Regions from separate parts of the Homo sapiens genome. Here region 1 is linked to region 2. A link is an interaction called in ENCODE POLR2A ChIA-PET data of the cell type or tissue named here. Cell type or tissue: GM12878. All regions are shown on one strand. Each heading gives the region's core, and the rest is flanking DNA. Links, peaks and the distances in the headings are about the cores only.

Region 1 (4,406 bases), core at 237-4,236, 220 kb after region 2:
AAATTTTGACTATACGACCAAAGACAGTGTTGAAATTTGGCATTGTGTGGCTCTCTCTTGGTCTGCCAAGGGAGGTTAATTATCAGAAAAGCAGAAAATCCTCAGTGCAACATGATTCACCCTAAGGAGGTCCTTCAGCTGTTTCCAGAGGGCAACTGGAATACTAAGCAAGCCTTTAGTATAAAAAGAATTTTTATTAATGTAAAAAAATTTTTTTATTAGTATCCAAAATTTAATATCACATCTTAAATTACTTCAGTTCCCATATGACAAAGGTAAAATTAAATAAGATTTCAACATAAATGCAGATATGGCACCGCACAGGTTATAATAATTTGACAATGAAATAGTCTTTCATGTCAAGAGGAAATATGTTAAAACAATACAAGGCATAAAAAGATTTCTTTATTCGAGTTAATGAAAGAGTGGCAAGTACCGATGCAAAAGAGATCTATATAATTATACCAGAGATAAAAAGATAAACCTGTCAATGTCGCAAATTTGTGATACTTTAGGAAGTTGTAGTCTTTCCTGAATTTAAATAAACAAGATAAAAAAAAACCTGACAACTCTTGGAAAAATCGATCCTTCCAGACCACACTTTGTTAGGGAAGAATAGATTTTTTAAAAATATTGAAATGCTAATTTTTGAGACGGGTTACTGAAGTAGTTGAAGTTTATGATTATTATCTTATGTAGCCCTAATATAAAAGGGGAATGATTTTGTGTATCTTTAATTACCTTTTCATCATACCTAAGTAAGCTTAGGGTTTATTTTAAGTTTCTGATTTAAAACACACATTGCAGGGAAATCAGAGCAATAACTGGATTTTAACATCAAACATTCTGATGAAGAAAGCACCTCATCAATTTGAAGTGTTTTCCAAATATGCAAAGTGATTGGAAGATGTAAGTTAAAGGAGCATTTCAACCCCAATTTTTGACATAAAGCATTTCTGAATTCCATGCAATAAAAGGATCTTAGCTTTAATGTTTTCTCATAAAGCCTTATATAATTTGAAGTATCTAACTAATTTTGTCCAAACTAAATATAAAAATAAATTACATATGAAATTCATGTATTGACAGCTAAAGATGAAAAGGAATATGTTTGTGGCATTGGATCAAACCAGTTAGTGCAATTTAAATTTCCAAATGTATCACATGTGTGTATAGAAAAGAAATTAGAAAATATGATCTGTGTTCTCAAGATAATCCAACCATACGTGAAATGTATGGTTTAAGCCAATATCTCAATAAGAGTAGAAAGATGCAAGTATTACTGTGGGCCTGTCATCGGGTGGGGGGCTGGGGGAGGGTTAGCATTAGGAGAAATACCTAATGTAAACGACGAGTTAATGGGTGCAGCAAACCTACATGCCACATGTATACCTATGTAACAAAACTGCACGTTGTGCACATGTACCCTAGAACTTAAAGTATAATAAAAAAAATATGCAACGCACCTAGCTCAGTATGTGGCATGTACTGAGTGCTAATAAATGTTGGCTGATATTAGCCATGTTATTTCTTTAGAGGGTGCATGTTATTGAGTAACAGGAATGCACCATGAATTGTTTAGTAATTCACCTACATGTGTGTATTGAGATTGTTTCCTCTATGGGTTGCTTTGTTTAGTTGATTGGTTTACTTGGTAATACAAGCAACACATATTGTGTACTACACAAATATGACTACTTCTAAAGGATAGAGTGCTATAAGTAGAACCATTGGAGAAAGAGATTCAGATTTTCAGCTCTGATAGAGACTACCAAAAGGCCTACACTGATTTACACTTTCAGTATATGTGAAGGTCTATTTTCCTTTGGATATGATCCCAAAAAATGTAGTGCCAATCTGATAACTTATTTTTATTTGTTGGTTACAAAGAAGTTTAGGCTTTTTTTTCCCCAAATGTTCTAATTGTCAGAAATAGCATGTATTTTATAGTCCATTCTTTTTCCATTGCTATGAAATAAATCTTTATTATATGTTAGGTTTAATGTAGATAATGATCTAAATATCGGCATATAGATAGACAAAAAAAGTGTGTTTCTTTGAAGGAAAACAATGTCTCCATTTCAGTATTCTAATTCTAATCATGTGTGATCATCCAAAGCTATGTACTGGGGCCATGTTGTTTTATTGCCCCATGAAATTGTCTTAACTGGGCTTTATTATTACCTTGCTTTTCACTGAGAGAACTTTCAAGAAATGCCCACGTGGGCATGGTGGCATGCACGCGTAATCCCAGCTACTCAGGAGGCTGAGATAGGAGGATTGGTTGAGCTCAGGAGTTCAGGGTTGTAGTGACCTATGATTGCACCAGCCTGGGTGACAGAGACTTCATCACAAGAAAGAAAGAAAAGAAAAAAAAAGAAGGAAGAAGGAAGGAAGGAAGGAAGGAAGGAAGAAGGAAGGAAAGATGGAAGGAAGGAAGGAAGGAAGGAAGGAAGGAAGGAAGGAAAGGAAGGAAGGAAATGCTTACATGAACTGCCATATCTGAAAATCCTACCTCACAATGTTCACTTGGCTGATACAGACTTCCTCTAACCTGGGAAAATAGATATGCACAACATATGACAGACAAAAGCTAACATCCCTAAAAAATGAAAAGCACTTGGTAATCAATTTTTTTAACTTACCAGACAAAGTGGCAAAGGATAAAAAGCATGAAAGGCAGCTCTTAGAAGACAAAATAGAATGTCCAATAAACACATAAATGTATGCCCAATCTTACTCTTAATTTTAAAAATGCAAATAGAAATAATGAGAGACGAATCTCAGATTCCTCCCTCCCCTGTTGATAAGTTGGCAAGCAAAAAGCTTCTGGGTGTGAAAGAAATAAGCACTCTTATAGGAAAAATTGGTGAAAACTTTTGTGAAATAATTTGGCATTACTTATCAAATGTTTAAGTGATTTTTATTTTGCAATTCCACTACTGAGCATTTATCCTGAGTCTATCTTGCACATTTACACAGAGACAGATAAGTGCAATAACATCTATAGTAATAATTATTGTAATTATAAAAAAATTGAAAGCAATCTGTTTTATAAATAGGAGATTAGATTGATAGATTGTGGCCGTTCATGCAAGGGAATATCACTCAGCTGTTAAGAAAGGTGACATCTATTTATCCACCAAGATTTATATATACTATGTATGCAAACCAGCAGCTCAGCTTAGTGAGCAGATTCTGAAGGCTCAGTGCAGACTCTGGAATCATACCCGGGTTTGAAACTTGGCACCACCATTTATAGCTGGGGTTATCTATAGCAAGCATCATAATATCCATATGTCTCACTTTGCTTGTCTATGAAATGGACACAAGAATAGGACATCTTGCTATGAAGTTGCTATGAAGATAAAATGATACAATATTTGCAAGGCACTTAGACAAGGGTCTGGCACATAGAAAGCACTATATAAGTTTTTGTGAAATATAATAAATACTCACATGGAAAGTCGTTTAGAAGTAGACTTCTAAAGTAGAAAGTAAACTGGTGCAGAAGAGTATATCCATATATGGAAACGAAATGATAGAGGTGAGATACATACTTCCATATGAATAAAATATTTCTGGAAGCCACAATAAGAAATGAAGAGTTTACCTCCAGGATATGGTAAGGAGTTACATGATCTTAAGGCCCTTTTATTTTCACCCTTCAGTATTGTTTGAAGTTCTTTTAATTTTATTTCATGGGGAAGAGGAAGGAGACACAGCAGCAGCGGCAGCAACAGCTCCTGGAAGATTTCACGGCAGGTGAGAGGCTGTTTCACCCTGAGCTCACAGGTAACCTCTGCAGCATGGTAGGTTTTATGCTGCAAGCAGCTGGGCTCACATCATCTTGTCTCTGACTTGACCAAAATACTGTCTCCTATCTCTTTGTGTGTGTGTGTGTGTGTGTGTGTGTGTGTGTCACACACACATACCCATGTTAAAAAGTTAGGATCATGTGGTAAGTACAACTTTTATTTCTATTATTAGTAGTAGTAGTATTTGAGATGGGGTCTCATTATATCACCCAGGCTGGTCTTGAACTCATGGAATCAAGTGATCTCCTGCCTCACCCTCTCAAGTAGCTGGGATTACAGGTGTGTGCCACTATGCCCAGCCCTATTATTTTTAGTTAATGATTCACTAGGGAAGTTTTCCCATTTTCTTCAAAAATATGATTTTAATAACTGCATGATGTTCTATTATGTACATACACTACAGCCTTTTCTGAACAGAACTAAATGGGCCAAGTGGAGCAGAGAATCAAGTTCATGTTCCTGTGAGGTCAGCCTACACAATGTATTCACAGTCTTCATTTTTTACTGCTGTATGGCATTCCTCCTCATTGTTATAAAACGTGGGAGGCAAGGATCTGGCAAGCTAATTCACTTTAAGATACAAATTAC
Region 2 (4,406 bases), core at 171-4,170:
TGGACAGGAGGGTAGATGGCAAAGTCATTAACTGAGAAAGTGAAGATAGGAAAAAAAAGAGCAGGTTTGGCAGAGAATGTGACACCCTCAGTTTGGACCTGCTGAATCTGAGGTATGTTGGAGACCCTTGCTACCTAAATGTGCTCCACGGACCAGCGGCACCAGGCATCAAGCTTGCCAAAAAGGCAGAATCTTAGGCCCCACTCCAGATTTGTTGGATTCAAATCTGCATTTTAACAAAATCCCAAGGTGACGCCTGTGCACAGTCAAAATAGACAAGAACTGATCTAGACATCTGGAAGTCTAGGTTGTGCCCATGAAAGAGTTACTGGCTGGAGATAATTTTGGAATAATTAGCATATCCATGAGGGTTAAAATGATAGGAGTGAAAGAGCTCAACGAAAACAAATTTAGGATGAAAGAATCTGTGTGTGGTGTGAGGGAGTATGCATGTTTGGAATTGAAATAAAGAATCATCATAAAGGTCTACAATGACTTTCTTGTTAAGTACATTAAAAACGGAACCAAGAAGAAAAGGAAGAGGAGGAGGAGAAAAAGAGGACACAAAACCTTTAAAAAAAAAAAAAAAAACCAAAAGAATCACAATGGTGAATTAACATTAAAGCTATAAAGAACTTCTTTTTATGATTAAGACAAACTCGTATTAATGTTCCTTAATAGTCAGGGATGCTAGGCAACAAAAATTTGATACGAGTGGAAGCAGAAATAAATGGAAACTATAAAAAAGAAGTGGAAGCAGCCAGGTGTGGTGGCACACACCTGTAGTCCTAGCTTCTGGGGAAGCTGACGCAGGAAGATTGCATGAGCCTAGGAGTTCAAGTCCAGCCTGTGCAAGAATCTTAAAAAAAAAAAAAAAAAAAAAGTGGGATACAAAATATGGATAATTTGTTTAATAATAATTTGTAAAAAAGTTAATATATGGGATGATGAATATAAAAATATTAACAGTGGTTTGCCTTGATAATAGGATTATACTTTGTTCATTCTACTTTACTGTTTCTTTCCCCCTATTTAATAAATATCCACCCTTTTTCTCTTTAAATGAAAAAAAAAAAAAAGACACTATTTGCTGGGGTGGGGGAATCAGAAGGCCTGGATTCTTGGCTAGTTTTACCAAGCAGCTAACTGACTTCAGGCAAGTCATTTCACCTCTGCATGCCACAGTCTCCTCCGCTGTATAATGAGGGGCTTGAGAACAAGATGTTCTCTTCTAAGAAGATTTCCAGCTGTGACTTTCTATGAACCAAATTGGCAGCAAGGTGAGATTCATGTGATGTCTCTAAACTCTCCCTTGACAACACCACAAATAACGTGCAGGGTATCCGTTCGGCCCTCCACCCTCAGCCCATCCCAGTCTCTTCATCCCACCAGCTCACCCAGCGAACAATTTTCCTGGAGTTTTGTTCAGAACCCAACAGCTGTTTAGAGCTGGTTTCAAGTCCACCAAGCAGTCATCTGTGTCCTCTGTTTCCCAGGTGACACTGTTGTCACTACCTGGTGTTGCCACACACACACACACACACAGAACACAAAGCCCCTGAAACCAAGGGCCCCTCCCAAGATCCACGCAAGCTGCAGCTCTCTGAGGCATAATACTCTCTGAAGGCTCCATGCTAGATGCCAAATGATTAAAAACCATTGTGCATAATTACCATTCCATGTAAAAAGCCTTAAAATATATCTTTAATGGTTTTACTGCAGGTCACAGAAGCAAAGGCAGGAATAGCAAGCTGTGCTCTTTTATGTGGGAGGATAGCGCACATGAATACAAATATGGCAGAAGATGAAAGTACAGCAGACAAGGACAGGCTGCTCTTTCAGCAGTGACAGCAACCCAGTGTGAAGGGCCCATCAGGGCATGGTGCCTGCTTCTCAGCTCCTTGGAACAAATACTCAGTGTAAACACACTCTCTCCTTTTGAAGTGGGTGCAATTTGTCTATTGTCATCCTCTTGCCTTAAATTATGCTCCACTATGGATCTGGAGAGGTGTTTTTGTTCTTCTAGTGCAGAAGTCCTTCACATTAGCCCGTGAACACTACTAAAGCAGTTCTTCTCCTGTAATACATGCTTCCCTCTACAGCAAAGTTGTAGTCAGATGGCCTCCTTCGAGTGATACTGAATGCCCATGTGAAGCCTTCTTTCTGTTTCACTGTGCAAGGATTCACAAGCATGACCTTGTAGCCACAGGCAAAGTTAGCTGTTTGGTTAAAATCAGGGTACCTACAGCTCACATTGATACAAGATTCACTGCTCTCTATGCCTTAATTAATTGGTACTGCTTAAATATAGAGAGGCACATTAGGCTAAACTGAATGTGTAAGTGAGGAACAGTACTGATTAAGCCTGCCACCTCTTAATTCCAACACATCTCAATTCCTAATAAGAAACTTAAAAGCCTAAAATCTGCCAGAAAAAGAGAATTATCATGCATTTGAAATGTAAATGTTAATTAAAATTTTATTATTTATGCTGCCCAGTTGCTTCACTGTAAGAATTAAATTTAATAATTTGTCAGGGGCAATTATCACAATAACGAGACTACCAGGCAGTTGTCATTATAACCCCCCATTTTAAGGATGAGGAAACTGAGGCTTAGAGAAAATCAACATCGCCAGGAAGGTGAAGATGCAACCCAGGCCATGTGGCCACAAAACCCATGCTCAAGACTCTGTATGATAAATGCCTCTGAAATCTGTCCCCAGCAAGGGTAACACAAGCTGTGACAGGGTTTAGAGCTGAAACGACCCTAGAGATCACTAAGTCCAGTCATTCTCAACCTATCTAAGCTTCACAGCTGACTCATCTGAAGAAGAGCAGCAAATACACTGTGATTATCAATGTGCTCAAAGACATATGTGATAGATACGAATGATCCAGTCCCTATCTTGCTCTGACAACACAGGCTTTTTCTTTTTTTCTAGAGATGAAGATAAAAAACAAGGTTCAAGTCTGGTATAAAATCCTCTGCATCCTGTTTCCTACGCCCCAATAATTAAGTCCAGTCCTTAATTACTCAAATGTGAATATGGCAGAACAGAAAAATTGGGTGCTTTGCCCAGTAACATCCAGGTAGTTAATAGCTGCACCAAACATCTAAAAAGGTCTCCTGACTCCCAGTCAGGAAACAGCATAACCAAGTATCCTCCATTAGGACAGATTGTATCGTGACAGAGGAAACACATTACTCTTCAACTTTATCACCAGGGTAATAAAGACAGGCAATAAATACTCTTTTATTGTTAATTATTTTCACTCTGTGAACTTTGACAGTCCAACCCACTAATCTTTTGGCTAAAGAACAATTAGCCACAATGATAGCACTTCACATATTCTCCACCATATCCACACGTACTGAAATCTCCTTTGGAAAGAGCTGTTCATACTAAGATTTTAGCAATCGCAAACTGAAGTCCACCAGGGTGACCTGGCAGCCAGAAGTGTTTTGTTTGGCCAGCAGGGTGTTTCAAACATTTTTAAATTGGTTTACCATGTTTTTTTCTTGTAACATGTTTCTCTGAGCAGGCAGCAGGTGTGGTGGGGCTGGCCCCTTTGAACAGGTTATCTACCTCCCAGTTTGGCACAGCCCCCACCAATCCCATCTGAAAGCTATGCTATCTATGGGTCCCTGTGGGCCTCTGGGTTTGCAGCCTCTGCTTTACTGCGTTAATATTATGGGATTAAAATGGCATGACTCATTATCTCGAACCCATCACCAATGATTGGCATCTGAATTCTGCACCAAATAGGGCTTGCTTTATCAAGACAGCAATAAACATAGCAGGGGATGGGGAGATAGGACTGAACTGATGACCAGGTAGGTTGATTGTGGTCCTTCCTTTATCAGTAAATAGCAGTATTACTTTGATCAAGTCACCTACCCTCAATGGATCATGGTTATTTCCTCATTTGTAAAATAGGAAAGTTAGACTGGCTACTTAAGGTTTTTTTTTTTCAACTTTGAAATCCCATGAGATGTTTCTTACCCAAATTGTGTACAAATAGAGGAATTTTCCCAGGAATAGAGATGTTAGTAAAGAGTGGAACCTGAGAAATGTGGTGTCTTAGGAGTCACCTAGACTAGAATTTGCAACTTGGTTTCATCATTTTCCATGAGATCAAAGGCAAGTTATCTAAAACTCTCAGAGCCTCAGTTTCCTCACCTTCATTCATTTACTCAAGATTGAAGTAAATGAATTTGAGCATCTACTATGTATCAGATACACTCTAAATGCTGGGGATTTAGTAGTGAACAAAACAGTCCGTGGTCTGATGAAACTTACACATTCTAGTGGCAAGGAGACAAAAAGTAAACACAAAGATGTATAACCAGTCAGGTGGTGAGAAGTGCTATGAAAATAAATTAGGTGGGTTAAGAGGATGGGTG

Evidence for each region. Peaks named below come from ENCODE experiments on the same cell type or tissue, not always from the same donor. Only the 100,000 strongest peaks of a DNase experiment are listed, where the experiment ranks them.
Region 1: POLR2A ChIA-PET joins it to region 2 with 7 read pairs; 2 of 35 experiments call an interaction of 5 or more read pairs at or near these places.

What each region holds. Positions count from the first base shown.
Region 1 is chr6:129,884,309-129,888,714 of GRCh38, forward strand. LOC105377999 (a long non-coding RNA gene) reads left to right here. Exons shown (of 8, transcript XR_942986.3): 4 at 3,711-3,765. Among named protein-coding and RNA genes, the nearest start is that of TMEM244, 25 kb to the left of the region's middle. In GM12878, for the core only: no CTCF peak of the experiment used is centred there; no DNase peak of the experiment used is centred there.
Region 2 is chr6:129,660,448-129,664,853 of GRCh38, forward strand. All of the region lies in intron 1 of ARHGAP18 (Rho GTPase activating protein 18), which reads right to left. Among named protein-coding and RNA genes, the nearest start is that of ARHGAP18, 48 kb to the right of the region's middle. RefSeq lists enhancers at 2,053-2,122, 2,153-2,202 and a silencer at 2,223-2,302. In GM12878, for the core only: no CTCF peak of the experiment used is centred there; a DNase peak (open chromatin) is centred at 2,144; H3K4me3 peaks cover 220 bases; H3K27ac peaks cover 2,650 bases.